Linked DNA regions of Mus musculus: regions 1 and 2 are each linked to region 3. The links are chromatin loops, found by intact Hi-C in ENCODE. Cell type or tissue: left cerebral cortex. All regions are shown on one strand. Links, peaks and the distances in the headings refer to the core of each region. The heading gives the core; the rest is flanking DNA.

Region 1 (5,552 bases), core at 114-5,113, 250 kb before region 3:
ATCAAGTGGTTGATGGGACTTGAACTCGTGACCTCTGGAAAAGCAGTCAGTGCTCTTAACTGCTGAGCCATCTCACCAGCCCCTGGAATGATATTTTGCACCTACAGTCACAAATGAACCACTTGGTGTTAAATATTTTCTAAAACCTATCTTGTGTATACGTCGTAGTTTCCAGGAGCAAAACATTGGGAACAGTGTGTTTTGTAAGTTTTGTGTCCTTTCTTTGAAAAACAATCGACCCAGTTCTTAGAATAATTTATGTACCCTAAAATCCATACATTGAAATGTAATCCTCAAGGGGGCAACATGTAAGGGTCTAGCCTTTGTGAAATAATTAGATTTCTTTTAAAGATTGATTTATTTATTTTAAAGATTTATCTATTGATTTTATACATATAAGTACCCTGCAGCTGTCTTCAGACACACCAGAAGAGGGCATCAGATCCCATTACAGATGGTTATGAGCCACCATGTGGTGACTGGGAATTGAACTCAGGACTTCTGGAAGAGCAGTTAGTGCTCTTAGCCATTGAGCCATCTCTCCAGCCCATAATTAGATTTCTTAGTTACTTTTCTATTGACTTTATAGGACACCACGAACAAAGCAACTTATAAGTGAAAGCATGTCTTTTATGTGGAGCTCACAATCTAAGAGAGTAGTAGGCTCCATGACATATGATGGGGAGCACGGCTGCCAAGGGGCACGGCACTGGAGCAGAACCCAGAGTTTACATCTGGCTCCTCAGGCAGGAGGCAGAGAGCTACTGGGGATGGCATGGCCTTTTAAAATCTCAAAGCCCATCCCTAATGACACACCCCCTAATCCTTCCCAAACAGTGCCACCAACTGGGGACCAAAGGTTCAAATATGGGAGCCTATGGGAACCACTCTCATTCAAGCTACTACATTAGAACAAGAAGGGACCGCCCTTAAGAGTTCACACTTATTAGGTAAGGGCGCCACACTCATAAGAAGAGGCTGGGAGGAATGGCCTGACCCACTTCCTTCACTCCTCTCTCATTCCCTCCATCTCCTCTTCTTCCCCCCTTTCTTCTTTCTTTGCTGGAAATAACAAAAATTTGCCAGTCTGTACCTGGAAGTGAGTCCTTACCAGAATTTGACTGTCCTGCCGCCCCGATCTAGGACTTCCAGTCTCCAGAACTATTGGAAGTTTCTGTGTCTTATAAGTGGCCCATCCTTGGCACTTCGCACATTCTGGACAGACACATTGCACAAGGTCAGTTTGATACAGATTCCTTCTTTTTAACTTCCGGTCCCCATCACTGTGTACCTGGAGCAGGGTAAAGGGAAGGGATCAGCCCGGAGATGATGGCTGTTTAACAACTCCCGTTTGCCTCGCATTATCCTCACTGTTGCTGCACAGTGAATAAAAGCATCAAGAGCATGCCTGCAATTCACTGTTTGGTAAACACTGAGCGAGCATCCACTGAATGCCAAATACTAGTAGTGGGGGGGTCCCAGCTTGATGGGGCGTGAAAACATCGACGAAAAGACTGCTTTCAAGGAATTCCATTCAGATGAGGAGAGTGACATATGCAAACACTAGAAGAGGAAACGTAGGGGAACGTGTGGGGAATGTCCGGGTATAGTCTCAGTATAGACCAATGATATTTTGGTACAGACCCATTTGAAGCTGGGCACCAACGAATACCCACAATCCCAGCACTCAACAGAGATAATAATAACTGCGTAATAATTGCAGGTCTGAAGTCAACTTGAGCTATGTAGTGAGCCCGTTTCACAAGCACAAAAATAAGTATATGATGCATGGGCAATGAAGAAGAAAATAGTAATTCTTGGTAATTGGTTTTTGTAAAATATAAGCTAAGTAAAGAATGAACAGAAATGATTTTAAAAAGTGACTGTTAAAAGAGTCAGCAACGATTAAATTCAGTAAATTGTATGTGTGCATATGTTTATCTATGCCTTTTTTCTTTATAAGACAGTCTTTATGTGTAGCCCTGGATGTAGTGGAACTCTCTCTCTCTCTCTGTAGACCAGGCTAGACGTGAACTCAGAGTTCTGCCTGCCTATGCTTCTAGAATGCTAGAGCAAAGGTACGCACTACCACTGCCTGGCTTTTCTATGCTTTAAAGGAATTTACTGTTAAAGTCCTAAAGACCTCCTGTCACAGGACTCCTGAAAGAGCTGGTTGATTTAATTCAATACGTTTTTACTGCCAGTGAAATTAAAGAACGATAAAATGGACTAGCTTAATTTTTACTTCACAGTTTATTTAAAACTGGTCTTGTTCACTGTCATACTACAATCTGCCCAGTGGGTGGCAACATTGTCTCACCCCAGAATCAGCTTCTCTAGAAAACAAAGAAACAGTAAAACAAATTTCAGGCTAGACCTAATTTAGCCAAAATTAACAACATCACTTTATCTACCTTACGAAACCAGGTGAGTAATACACCATTGTAATATGCCAACCTATAACAAATTTCAAATAATTTATAGTGAGTGGCAAAAGTAGCTGCTAATAAGTCACTTTGCTAATGAATGTCAACGAATTGGGCTGTGCTCCTAAAAAATATTCACCCAATCATCATCTTCTGCCCAATGTTTTAGTTTTAATATAGAAAATACGTATTTGTTTAGACTTAATCTCATGTGCGAAAGTCAGCGATTGTGATAAAGACTATTGTGCTAGAACTCCAGGAAACTGAGGCTGGGGAGATAGCTCAGTGGTTAAGAACACTTGCTACTCCCAGAACCCCATGATGAAGAGTTCACAGCCTTGCACCAAGCACACACTAGTGCCATGTCTAGCGAAATACTGCTTCTATTCTGGAATAACTAGACTTACACAGACACATAAATAAAAAGAGAAGGAAGGCCATGGGTCTCTGCAGAACAGTTTATGGGGTGGGACCTTAAAGATGGATAAGAACCATTATCATACACCGTCGTTGAAGATTTAAGGAGCACTCTAAATAATGTTGAACCTTAGTTACATAAGCTATAGGGTAATTTTCGATCATAACAGCATTTCCCCTTCTAGCTTTGAGGCACCGTTTTAAATTCAGAATTTAGTCAACATCTGTGTTCACCTGCATCCTTGTAAGAGCATGTTTTTCAGTCTTTATAAAGAAGGTATATGTTTTCAATGTTGGTGGCTAAGCAGTGTAGTTCAGCGGTAGAGCACATGAGGCCCTGGGTTTAACCCCCCAGCACCTAAATTAAAAAACACTGGTATTTATCCCTCATCTAGCCTGGATTCCCTGTGTTAGATTTTTATTGTTATTGAGCCTTTTGGAGAATTAGTGTAGCCCTATTTTTGCATGAAACATCCTAGGAAGAGCTGTGATGTCGTTTTAGATCAGGTAGGATTATGTTTCTCATTTTGGTTCCTAGTAATTTTTTTGATAGTGCTAAGTATAGACTTAAGTTCTCGAAACTGACTTCAAAATTCCAAAATCCTTTTCTCGGGCATAAGTGATTTTTTCCCCTAAGCCATCATGTTATTAATACATATGTAACTTAGGCTTTATTCTCCCAAGTGAACAATTTTATTCTTACTCTTGTTAGTTGGTTCTTTGTAATGAAGGGAAATTGCCAATTCAGTAGTGTCTGAGACTAGGGACATTGGGCTGTGTAGAACTCTAGTCTAGTCTGCATGGTGTGTGTGTGTGTGTGTGTGTGTGTGTTTCTAAAAGGTATATGTATACTTTTTACTTTATACCTTTCACTTTTATCTTAAGGGCAAAATACCCTAAAAGGATATAAATTTTGTTTACCCATCAAAAATTCAAACCATAGTACATCAGTGTGCCAGATATAATAATTCTATTTTATGTGTCGGACTCCGTGGATGTGCACATCAATGTGGCCTAATGAATGGCTATGAACATAACGGTTCCCCCGGGAGCTTTGATGTCATCAGTAGGCATCACTTGCCTTCTTGGGGGTCTCTGTGGAGTCTGGAACTTAATGAGGAACCTGTGTGGGTGTCTCCTGCATACCTCTGCAAAGTATCTGCTCGACCTACCTGATAACGCTGGGTAACTCCGATCTCTCTTCTCACTCCCAAAACCCTGTTCACTCCGGCATCTTTCTGATTGACACTTCTGCTGGCAACACGTTCAACAATCATTCGAGTCAGTCCAGCCCTCCCGACTTGCTTCTGCGTTGCTATCAGGACTGCCTTTCAGTGCTTCCTGAGGGCCCACACAACCCATGCACACATCTCAGCAGCGAGCCACCAAGCCCTCGATAAGTCCAGCAGGGGGCGTCAGTGAAAGCCTTCGAGTCACGAAATGAGCAAGCACTTTTTTTTTTTTTCCTTTTAAGATTTAGTTTTTATCTTATGTGTATGTGTGCTGCCTGCATGAATATGTGTGCACATGTGAAGGCCTGGTGATCAGGGTAGCCAAGAAGGGTATCAGGTCCTCTGCAACTGAAATTACAGACAGCTGTGAGCTGATATGTGGGTGCTGGGAACTGAACCCAGAGCAAAAAGTGCTCTTAACCTCTGAGCCATCTCTACTGCTCCTAGAATCAGATTGTAAAATTTAGGATGATTGGAGTTCTCGGTTTCCCATAATATAAGATATTAACTTTATGTATATGGAGATATTAACTATGTATATGGAGTGAAATTTTCATAGATAATACAGGATGGTATGCAAACATCACACCCCCACTGCCAATGATAGGGCAGAGCCTTAAACACTGAAAAGGAATATCATTAAAGTTACATAAATTAGTGCAGCTCTCAGCCTTAATCAATCTTCCTTCCTTCCTTCCTTCTTTCCTTTCTCTCTCTCTCTCTCTCTTTTCTCTTCCTCTCTTCCTCTCTTTCTTTCTTTCTTTTTTGTTTTTTCCGAGACAGAGTTTCTCTGTGTAGCCCTGGCTGTCCTAGAACTCACTCTGTAGACCAGGCTGGTCTCGAACTCAGAAATCCGCCTGCCTCCACCTCCCGAGTGCTGGGATTAAAGACATGTGCCACCACTGCCCGGCTTGATCTATTTCATTTCTTTTTTTTCTTTTAGGTTTTTTTTTTTGGGGGGGGGGGGTTCCAAGACAGGGTTTCTCTGTATAGCCCTGGCTGTCCTGGAACTCACTTTGTAGAACAGGCTGGCCTCGAACTCAGAAATCCGCCTGCCTCCACCTCCTGAGTGCTGGGATTAAAGGCGTGCGCCACCACCGCCCTGCTTTGATCTATTTCTTAATTACTATTTGGAAACTAACATTTAATCGTAAGTCTACATCTTCTACTTAATCAAAACGAAACTTTCCTTTCAAACTGATTTAGAACACTAACAGACTCCAGCCTTATCCCTTATTAGAGAATAGACCCATACATCCCAGTCAGCGGGATGGCTCGGAGGATAAAGGTGCTTGCCTTGCAAGCCTGACAACCTGGATTACATCACCAGAACCTAGAAGGCAAGGAATCAACCAAATCTCAAAAGTTCTCTTCTGACCTCACACAAGCAATGTGACTCACGCCCTCACATCTCACACACACACACACACACACTAAAATACAGTATGCCAGCTAAATGATAAATGATTAAGAATAT
Region 2 (5,552 bases), core at 121-5,120, 77 kb after region 3:
AAGTGAGCTCTTTGTCAGGGATATTGATGAACACTGAAAATTCAAAAGTAAACTGTAGGACTCCCCCGAAAAGGAAAGCCTCTAAGAAGCTAATACATTTGACCATTGAAATTCTAGGCTCTCAAAAGGTAAATGGAAGATTCTAGGCAAGAAGATGGAAAGCTGACCAAGACAAGTTTGTGTGTATGTGTGTCTGTCTGTCTGTCTGTCTGTCTGTGTTTAAGGAAGATGGTGCAGAAGAAAAGTGAGGCAAATGGGGCCTGAGTTTAAGATAAATAAGAATCAGTTAGGTATCACCACCATTGTTGATTATTATCATTAATTTTCACACATGGCCTCCAACTTGTTAGGTATTCCAGGCTGGCCTTGAGCTTAACATTTCTTGTCTTAGCCACCTGGGTTCTGTGATTATAGGGGTGTGCCTCTATGCCCGCCTCAGGTGATAGTTACTGCAATAGATGGGTACAGACTTTAAAACATCCTTTGTGTTTTTGTTTGTTTGTTTTTGTATGTTATGGTTTTACATATCAAAGTACAAAACAACCCATGTGTATTCTACAAAGTCCAGAGGAAACCTTGTCACTTTGCTTTTTCCTTCTGTATCCCTTGGTTCATAGTACCTGCCTCTTTCTTTCTCTGTTACCTGATTTTCGGATTCTTTAGCTTCCTTTATTTAAGGAACCTCGATACATCATCCTATTAATCCAAATAATCTCCTGATCTCAAACTCCTTCACTTACTTATTCAAGTCCATTAAATACCTTGTACCACATACGGTAACAGTACCAAGGTGGGGACACGGATTCCCTAGTGCAAGGAATACATAATTTGCCAACCTACAGGTAAAGAGAATTAAGAATGCCATTTCATATTAAGATTGTCTTTTGGTGAAGTTGCCCCATGCCTGAGAAGAGAGAGTGCGGAGTGCTCATGAAAGGGGCGTGGCTAATAACACTCAGTCCTCATTTTCCAAAGCCTCAACATGAGGGGGCTGCAAAAGAATTGTGCTCCCCAGTCACTGGGTCTTTAATCAGCCTCCAGTAGTAAAGAAATGAATAGAAAGCCCCTTGGCAGTGGACCCAGCATGAGATCACTCTGATGGAGCCAGGTGTGAGTTGGCCTCTGTGGCTTGTTCCAGTATCCACCACTGATGTTTCGGAATCCTTGGTCTCTTCCTACACTGATAGCCAGCCCTAAAGTCTGCAGGACCTTCGTTCTCTGTGTGTCTGGGGGAATGAAAAGAAAAATAATTAAAGAGAGAAGAGAAAGCAGAGAGGATCAAGGTACTCAGAGGCACAGCCAGTTACCAAGTGACCTGGCTAGCTTGCAGTGATGGAGGCACTTTTGCTCATTCTGTCTTTAGTGCAGACCCCTTCCTAGCCTGACTATGATTCTATACAAAGAGGAGTTCATTTTCTTAATGGAGCAGCCACTTAAAAAGCAGGGTGTTGCCTCCTTTGTATTTTTATTCACAGAAAAATAGCCCTTCTAAACCCATGCCCTCTGGCAACTGGGAAGCAGTTGGCACATGTGTCCTCATTTTATATTCTTGAAAGACTGCCCTGAGAGAAGCCGCGAGAGCTGAGTTCTGCTGGAGACGTGCAGTGTCTCGTATAGGCTTGGGCGCTGGTCTGCAAGCCTGGAACTTTCCTTCAGAACTGACTCATTGACATTTGTGTGTTCTGAGGTTTAAAAGAGCAGGAGAACAGTGGCATGTGTGAGTTTATTATACACACACACACACACACACACATGTTTGTGTCTGTATATGTACATACACACATATATGGTTACTTGAGCCCAAGAAGAGAAAGTGGGGAGTGATTGTGAAAAGGGACATGGCTAATAACACACACAGTCTTCATGATTTCAAAGCCGTGTGTGTGTGTGTGTGTGTGTGTGTGTGTGTGTGTGTGTGTGTGTGTGTGATATTAAAGTCCAAGCTATTGTAGTTTTGGTAGTATCCACTCTGGGAAACATGAAAAATGGGGGTTTTCAGCCCCTCATCAGAATTTGGTAGTCATGTCCAGCACAGATTTATGCAGGGTCACATTAAATATCTGTTTTAGGGTCACCTTGCTTTCTTCTGTGCCCACCCCCTCACTTCTTCATTCTACACTGATTTGTATCATAAATATTTTTAAAACAACCCTTGTCTTGTTGCTGAAGAGATGGCTCAGAGGTTAAGAGCCCTGGCCACACTTCCAGAGGAGCTGAGTTCAATTTCTAGCAAATATGGGGTGGCCCACGACCATGCTTAAAATGAGGTCTGGTGCCCTCTTCTGGTGTACAGCCATACATGCAGGCAGAACATTGTATACATAATAAATAAACCTTTTTTTTTTAAAAAAAGAAGTGTTTCCTAAAAAAAAAAAAAAACCAGTAAAACCAAACCAAACAAACAAAGCAAACCTTTTCTTGTTGCTGGATATGACAGTGCATACCTATAATTCTAGCACTTGGGGAATGGAAGCAAGTCATTTGAAGCTTCAGAGTGAGCCTTCAGCTAGCCTAGACTACATGAGACCTTCCCTCAAAAGAAAATATAATTTTCGTCCTGAGACCTTGCCTTTCAAATTTATTCTAACAGGTATTTTCTATCATGTGAAAATAAAAGACTTTTTTAAGTGTCACCAAACTGTAGGCTGCCAGTTGTTTTTAATGGTTTGAGAGTCTAGTGCTAAGAGTTACGTTAACTGGTAAGGTTCAGTCCTAGCTCTACCATAATTCTGGGATGCTTAGACATGTTAACTGGGAGGAAGGGTAAGAGAAATCACATTTTTTATATATTTATATGTGTGTGTGTTAATATGTGTATAATTGTACAAAGATACTGTTTGAATAACAATTAAACCCTAAAATACAAATGGCAAGATTGGCCATGACCGTCCTGGTAATATCAGTGTATGTTGGTTTCTGTTGTGGAATTAGACCATCTCTTACAGTTTATGCATCTAGTTTTCGTTCCTAGAGATGCCTGGTTATCTTTTGTTCACTATTTGTCCTTACCACCCTTTCCTTAAGAACTATTAAACAAACTTGGAGGTCATGAAAATGTCTGGGGAGTTGTTGAGTAGTGTTATTGGTGATTATGGTTATTGGGACTGGGGCATTTGACAGATAATAAAAGGCATGGTAGGTGCTCTATATTAGTTTCCTTGATATGCTAAAGGTAGAACTGGCTGCAATGAGATTTAGTAGAGTAAATGTATACCAGGATCAACAGTAAGAGAGACAGTTTGCAAATGTACAGAATATTAGTTAGTTCTAACTCCTCATTATAATTTAACTCCAAATTCTAGGTACTTATTGAACTTGACTTTCTGAGAGTCAAGCTTAAGTTTCAGTTGGAATTGAAACATTTATAAAGCATAAACATGTTTGTATGTGAAGTCCATAGTAAATATGTAAGGATTTTGTTTTATGGTTTCTTTCATAATAATGAAGAGTAATATTTAGAAAAAAGACATGCACACAGTTGTTGATTCTGTTCCATCTCTCATATTATAAGTATCAATAAATCTGGTCTTGTATATGAATTTTATATGTATGGTTTAAAGTAGAGAAAATACTAGAATGTTTTCTGTACAAACATTTGGTTATATATTTAGTTAACGCCCCCAGGCTAATGCGTATTGCTAATTCCCAAGTGTGAGTAAGGTGTGAAGAGGAGGCCTCAGTGTAAGTGGGCCTGCCCTCATTCTAATCCACTTCCCTCTGGGTTTGTATACAGTCTCCCAGGACATGCTCTTATACTCCAGGCACTTTGCATATATGTTCCTATATTTTCCTATTACAGAGCAAACATAATAGGAAAGGCTACAGATAAGGTAGACTCTTAAATTACTAGTAAATTTCATGGTAGACTGAGCAATTCGTAGTGATCCAATGAGAAAGGAGGTGTCTTTTGAACTGGATTATTTAAAAAAGAAATGAAGAAGAAAAGAAAAGAACTTGATTTGGTGGAGAAAATTTCAGGAACAGAGACTGACAATGTAAGTAAGAATCCATGGCTAATTGGGAAAAATATCTCCCCATTTTACAGATAGTGAGAATGTGGTCAGGAATTTAGATATCTCCTATATTCTAAATTCTGAAATTCAGATGTTTCCTATATTCATCCAATTCCATCATTTATGGTTTTAGAAAGAAACCATCAGGTAGCATCAGACAAGAGTCTGAAGTGAATCTTTAGTGGAGGTTCCTGGACCTGGAGTGACCCTGGAGAAAGCAGGCAAATAGCTCTCACTCTTTAGGGACCCGAGTCTTAACATGGTTAATGTTTACCAAGCTGAAGAGCAGAGTTTACAGGATTCTGATCACTACTTATCATTTATTTGTAACTGCCCTAAAAAAACTGTTGCTGAAGAATGAGGATCACTGTGTGGCCCCACTAGAGGAAAGAGCGGAGTCTCCAGTAGGGAATTGTGCCTTTGGAAAACACTTGTCTCTGGAGAGTCTAACTCAGCACTTCAATTGTGATGAAGGTGTCAGTGGCAGGCATCATTTTAAAAGCACATGGATTCGGGGGTTGTGAGGGGGCAGTGTCTAAGTGATGAAGAGCACTTGCTGCTCTTATAGCAGAGTACTTAGGCTTCCGTTTCCAGCAACTGCATGGAAGCTCATAACCACGTGTAACTCCAATTCTAATGGCACTCAGTGCCCTCTTCTGGCCTTCCTGGGTACTACTCACATAGGCAAACTCCTGTAGATCCATAAATCGACAAGAATAATTAAAAAGAAAAAATGTTCACTAAAGGCACACTGGTTCCTTTGATGCTCGATAAAGGCTGAGTTCTAGAGATCTAACACACACAGTCTGCCTCACATCCTTCTGACCCCGCCAGAGAGTGTAGGTCAAGGTGCTGGAAACAGAGGGTTAGAAATACAGGCAGTATACATGTTGCTTCCCCATCTGTTTATCAGCACATCTTCCCAAAGGAAGGCTGATGTCACTCGATTGGCAGTTGATGAGGATGCTTGTGTTAGGAGGACGATAATGGTAGGGCGTGAGGCTATGTTGGGTTGGGAACAGCTCCCTGATCTCCCGAGTAGACGGTGACAAATGCTCTGTTGATCATACAGGCCTGCAGTAAATTAGAAGCAGCAGCAGCCACTGTGACACTGATAACACATTTTAGAAGGGTAAATCCTTCCAAATCAGAGAATGCCAAGAGTTAAAAGAGAGATTTGACAATCTGATGCCTTTGATTCACTAATGAGAGTGAGACTCAGGTAAGATCAAATAGTCCTAGGAGAAGTTCACAGAGTAGCAAACCAAGTCCCTAAAGGACATCCTCCGGCATCATGCCCAAAGACTCTCAGTATTCTGATAAACACGCTACTTTTGAGACACCACTTATAAGGCTAGAGAGATGCCTGGTGCTTAGGAGAGCTTGCTGCTCTGAGAACCCTAATTCAATTCCCACTATCCATATTGGGTGGCTCACAAACAACTGTTACTCCAGCTCCAAGGACTCTCAACCCCTTTTAGGACCCCTACAGGGCATTTACATGCACGTATCCCTCCCCCTCCCCCTCCCCTCCCTCCC
Region 3 (5,552 bases), core at 160-5,159:
GCACCTTGACTTTGGGTTCCTAGAATAGAGTTGGGTAATTTTCCATGGGGCTTCCCATCAAGGAGATCAAATGCTAGTCAAACATCAATGGCCTCGTCAAGAATACAAGGTGGTGGACTTTGTCTTGTCACAACACTTCATAAATGAGTAAATGAACAAATAAGTAAGTAAGTAAATAAATAAAGGCACTCCTTAGACGTCATGTAGATATATTTTTAATTTATTTATTTTGTGTATATGAATGCTCTATTTTCATGCACACTAGAAGAGGGAATCTGATTCCAATTCTGAGTCTGATGTAATTTTTGGCCAATAATATTCCTTTGCACACATATACTACAAGCAGATTTTATCCAGTCATCTGCTTTTGGATCTTTGGGTTGTTTTATCCTTTGTTTATTGTGGATATTACATTTATAAATACTAGTGTTGTTTTAGTTATATATTTTCACAAATATATATTAACAGATATATATTTATCTGTTTAAATGGAGTGTGTGTGTGTGTGTGTGTGTGTAGGGTGGAGATGTGGGGTTATTCATTAAGTCTGTATATACCTTTTGTGTTGTTGAGACAGATACTACTATATATTCCAGGCTGGCCTCAAACTCATGATTAGCCTGCTTCAGCCTCCTGTGTGTTGAGGTGGCAGGCATGTGCCCCTCTTTTTGGCTGTGGATGCGTTTTGAAGACTGAACACATTATTTTTCCTACTGGGTATGCCATTTTGCATTCTTAGCGGTCATGTAGGAGTAAGTATCCCAATTTATCCAAATCCTCCCGGGTGCCTGTAAGCAAAGTCCTTTGCTTTCATAGATTCTCATGATCCTGTTGGTCCTATTTAAGTATTCTGGGAGAAGCTCTCTGTTTTAAGATTGTGACTCTGTGCATGGGCCAGCACATGCGCGCTGCCTCTCCTGGAGCTACAGTTGGAGTGCTCTTGAGCCTCCTGATGTGAGTGCTGGGAGCTGAACTGGAGTTCATTTGCAGAGCAGTGCGAGTTCTTCATTGCTGAGACCTGCAATCAGATCCTAGTAGGCCATCGTTCCTAGTGCTTAGGATCAGGGTGAGGAAGTGTTGGGGGAGGGGGTGCGGGGAACCAGTGTTCAGGCCTTAACAACGTGGAGGCTTTAATTATTTGCCATGGTTGGGCAGATGTGGGGTTTTGTTTTTTTTTAGATTTATTTATTATTATACGTAAGTACACTGTAGCTGTCTTCAGACACTCCAAAAGAGGGCACCAGATCCCATTACAGATGGTTGTGAGCCAGCATGTGGTTGCTGGAATTGAATTCAGGATCTTCGGAAGAGCAGTCGGTGCTCTTAACCACTGAGCCATCTCTCCAGCCCCAGTTGTGCTTATTTTTAAGACAAAAGCATAATTGTTCTTTTGTGTCATAAGTCATGCCCTTCCTTGACTGTAGTCTTAAACTGTTTTTTTCCCCCACGATTATCTTTGTAATGAGGTGTAAGATTTTGAGGGAAGCCATGGCTATGCAAAGCTATGGAGACTAAGGGTCCTAAGCTTCCAAATAGGGCAGAGCAGGGCCAGGATTTTAGGGGAAGGGACAGTGAAAATACACTGCTGTATATTATCAGGTGAGAGAGAGGAGATCCTACGGTTTGATTGTGCCTGAGTGTGTCTCATTTGTTTTATAGTTAGTTTGAACTTATATTCAAATATCAAGATATTTTTACAACATAATTTTGTGTCATAGGAAGTTGATATTATGTAAAAAGTAAGCCTTTCTCTGGGTTTTGATTCAGGTGTTTGTGTTTTAAGACATATTGGTTAGCTGAGGCTGGCCTCGAACTCTTGATCTTCTGACTTCTACTTCCTAAATTTGATCTGTGTTCCTAAGCAAAGTGCCTGTGAATGTCTAGCCTCCTGTTGTCCAAAGGCTGCCCATGAAGGCATTTCGTGCATCTCTTGTGTGGCCTTGTGTGAGTGCGTTCATGCAGACAGTTCTGGCACAGCCGTTTGCAAACGAGGTGAAGGGGTTGTGTGAACCCCAGAGCATGCCAAAGCACCAGACATCACGAGCCTGACTGTGACAGCAACCTATATTTCAGTTGGGAGTATAGCCAGAGCAGGATTGTGTGGTTTTGGCATCTTTCGGACCATTGACTCACCTGAGCTGGTGGAATGAGGAAGACGGAGCCAGTGTGAGGGGAATGTGCCCTCAGTGACCATCATGCCAGCAATATTCTTCTGTGGAGACTAGCCCTCCCATTCAGCTTCACCCATGGTTCCCAGTGCGTTATCCACTTTTGTCAGCAAAGTTGGCATCTGCACACTAGGTCCGGCATTAACGATGATGTCTCCGTCAGCTGCTACCAAGCATTTACATGGTCCTGATGAGTTCCCCTGGTCACCTGAAAAGGACGGCAGGGCTAGGACTAGGGGGCCACAAGCTTGTCTTTCCAGCTCTGTACCATTTTGTTTTATTTGAGACAGGACCTCACTCTGTAGCCCAGGTTGGTCTAGAACTCACTAAATAAGTTTAGGCTTACCATTACTTATAGTGATCTCCTGCCTCATCTTCCCAAAAGGATGGGTTACAGGTATAAAAGCTGCAAGCCCAGCTTGGGTCTGGACATGTGAATGGGTACGTATTTCAGTCAGTGCTCACGGAAAGCCAAGCTCTCAAAGAAAACAGATTGCATCTAAGATTGGAATGGGAGGTCAGAGGTGTGTCTTGTTCCCTACAAAGGACAAGGTTCCGGTCAGGTTTTGTTTTATAGATGGAACCAGATTAGAGAGAGACTTATTTACACTCCCATGGGCTTCTCTGGCTCCCTGGAATGACATCAATACCTTCAATGATTAAATAAAGCAACAGTGATAATGAAAGACCACTGGCCCTAGTGATTCCCTCCGGGGACCCATTTGGCTGGCTGCCTGCCTGAGTCCTGCACAGGGAAGCGAGCTGACTCTCTTCCCAGTGTCCTCTAGGTTAGCTCCCTAACAATCAAGGATGCCTGGGAGTCAGGAAGATAGGTCGCAGAAGCCGGGGCTTTTCAGTTGAACAGAAGAGGGCGCCATGTGCTGAGCTGGCAGCCAACCCCCTGCTGGTCACCCATTGCAGTTCTCTTGTGAACACAGGAGAACTGCTGCCTTACTGCCTGGTCTCCCAATAACAGTGCAGGGGAAAATGACAAGGAGGAAAGAATAAGGGGAGATGGAGCAGCCCTCTGTGTTCTCAGTACTTCTACGGAGGCGTCCCTTTCCTGTGGATTCATTTCCTCAGCCGTCACTTGTCTCTGCTCCGTGTAACTTGTGAATCTTGCGATTGGCGTTCACACTAACTAATCTTAGACTACCCATCTAGTCCCCTCTGTGAGTTGTAGCTCTTATCTCCTCCCTTACCTTTGCATTTGGCTAAAGGAACAGCAGTATGAATGAGGTCTGGTGTGGTTCCCATGCGCTTTGCTGTTATTTTGGATGCGTTATCACCTGGATTACTTTCTCTGCAACTCTGCGTCATTTACCATTACCACTGTCACCCTCATGGCCATACTGTGAACATCTGCATGCCACAAGAGGAGAAACAGGTTTAGTTTTAGTAATTTACCCCAGGTCACACTATCAAAGAGTGGTGGATTCATGGCTACATCTGCAGACAGAGTCTACTTATAGTTTATATATTACATATTATTATATAGTTACTATAGGTTAGTAAAAACTCTTTGTGGAATTGGATCCCATTGCTATTTTCCCTACAGACCATGCCCCATCCCTAGAAAGAAACCGTCTTTTCTCTGAAGTTGTGCTATTTTGAGGTGCTCTGCTGCGTTAGTGTTTTGTCCCTTTCTCCTATCCACTGAGGGTCCCTCATTTTTCCTTTTGCACTTTGATTTGTTGCTTATTAAGTATTGGCTGGCTGGGCAGTGGTGGCACATGCCTTTAATCCCAGCACTTGGGAGGGAGAGGCAGATGGATTTCTGAGTTTGAGGCCAGCCTGGTCTACCGAGAGAGTTCCAGGACAGCCAGGGCTATACAGAGAAACCCTGTCTTGAAAAACCAAAAAAAAAAAAAAAAAAAAAAAAAAAAAAAAAAGAAAAAAGAAAAAACAAGAAATCTAAATACTTCCACTTAATGATATGCACGTGTATTTCTAGCTGTGTCCTGTCACAGTTAATGGTGCAGCTTGCTTTGTTTTGGATGTTACCCTTGGTTCCGTTTTGAATTACTGGAGTTTTCAATTTTAGGCTGTTTATTCATATGCCTTTCTATTCAGATTGTGTGCCTCATCACCATCAGCGTAAGGATTAGGAGCCAGCTAGGCTGGTTCTGCACACTTACCCTTCTGCCAACTGCTTCCTGAAGTTCACTCTTAATGCTTAAGCTCCAGGCTGCAGCCCATCATATTCTCTTGCTTCGTAGCAAAGGCTATGATTTTTGAGGACAGGGAAATGGGGAGTTGCTTAGTGGGTTCAGACTTTCATTTTTCAAAGATGAAAGCTCTGAAGATTTGTTGTTCAAGGTAACTATAGTTACATGGAACATGGAATTGGCTAGGAGAGCAAATTACTTTTCAACCACAACTAAATTACTTTTGTTTGTGGTTAGTTGTGCAAAGTGATATGTGTTCTGTGGGTGGGGTGTGTGTGGGGTATGTGTGTGTGTGTGTGTGTGTGTGTGTGTGTGTGAGAGAGAGAGAGAGAGAGAGAGAGAGAGAGAGAGATGCCTATACACTCACAAGCAAAGGCCCAAGGAGAACATTGGTTGCCTTCCTCTATTGCTCTTTGTCTTATTGCATTGAGAAGGGTCTCTCAGTGAACCAGAGCTTGCCTTTTTGGCTGTGATGTGTGGCTATGGATCTCCTTGGATCTGTTTGTCTCAGTTCTTCAGTGCTTGGGTTACAGCCATTGACAGCTATGCTTGGCTTTTTATGTGATACCTGGGAGGTGACGTCTGGCCCTCATGCTCGTACAGAAAGCATTTTTATCCTATGTATCTTTCAGGCCTCAACAACAACAACAAAGTTAAAAATGTTCCTTTGCTAGGTTCCTAGAAAGTGATTTTCCTGTTAACCTGAGAGCTCTGGGGTTTATATAAACTATGTGTCTTGTTCACACCTTCCTTTCTCCCGCATGACTTACAAAGCCCACATCTTCTCTATCTTCTAAGTGGTCACTATGGAACATTTCCCATTAGAGAATCCTGTCGCTTAGTAACCGTGAGCTCCCTTCGTGAGATGATGAGGTCACCACTGTCTTAGATAATATGAAGCAGAGTGTGCTATGCTACTGCTCACCTTCAACATTGCCTTGTAGGTTTCTCACTTGGAGCCCTGAGGGTATGAGAGAAAAGGAGGATATTTTACAGGGTTCCAGTTTTACTAAGTACCCAGGACGAGTGTGGGGTCAGAAAATCCTGTATTTCCCAGCATGATTTGATTTGTTTCTGAATGCACCTGGGTACCTTCACTGCACTCTGTGTTACATGCAATATTAATCTGCAATTGTAACTCCACATATAGAGCTATGATAGATGCTTTGTAGCCATATTAATGTCTTTATAAGATATTCAGAAATATGTACATGCC

What was found. Hi-C counts contacts between places; a loop is a spot of excess contacts. Peaks named below come from ENCODE experiments on the same cell type or tissue, not always from the same donor. Only the 100,000 strongest peaks of a DNase experiment are listed, where the experiment ranks them.
Region 1: it touches region 3 in a loop (3-fold over the local background); 12 of 42 quality-filtered maps call a loop at or near these places.
Region 2: it touches region 3 in a loop (4-fold over the local background); 14 of 42 quality-filtered maps call a loop at or near these places.

What each region holds. Positions count from the first base shown.
Region 1 is chr2:52,754,581-52,760,132 of GRCm38, forward strand. No RefSeq gene overlaps it. Among named protein-coding and RNA genes, the nearest start is that of Stam2, 15 kb to the left of the region's middle. In left cerebral cortex, for the core only: CTCF peaks have their summits at 2,296 (motif pointing right) and 4,247 (motif pointing right); DNase peaks (open chromatin) are centred at 2,303 and 4,231.
Region 2 is chr2:53,081,159-53,086,710 of GRCm38, forward strand. The region is part of intron 9 of Fmnl2 (formin-like 2); the gene reads left to right. Among named protein-coding and RNA genes, the nearest start is that of Gm52511, 75 kb to the left of the region's middle. In left cerebral cortex, for the core only: CTCF peaks have their summits at 2,280 (motif pointing left) and 4,669 (motif pointing left); DNase peaks (open chromatin) are centred at 2,234 and 4,656.
Region 3 is chr2:53,004,351-53,009,902 of GRCm38, forward strand. All of the region lies in intron 1 of Fmnl2 (formin-like 2), which reads left to right. It overlaps Gm52511 (a long non-coding RNA gene), which reads right to left and starts at 4,455. Exons shown (of 3, transcript XR_003953831.1): 1 at 4,307-4,455; 2 at 3,371-3,530; 3 at 1-2,376. In left cerebral cortex, for the core only: CTCF peaks have their summits at 1,234 (motif pointing right) and 3,055 (motif pointing right); DNase peaks (open chromatin) are centred at 859, 2,998 and 4,285.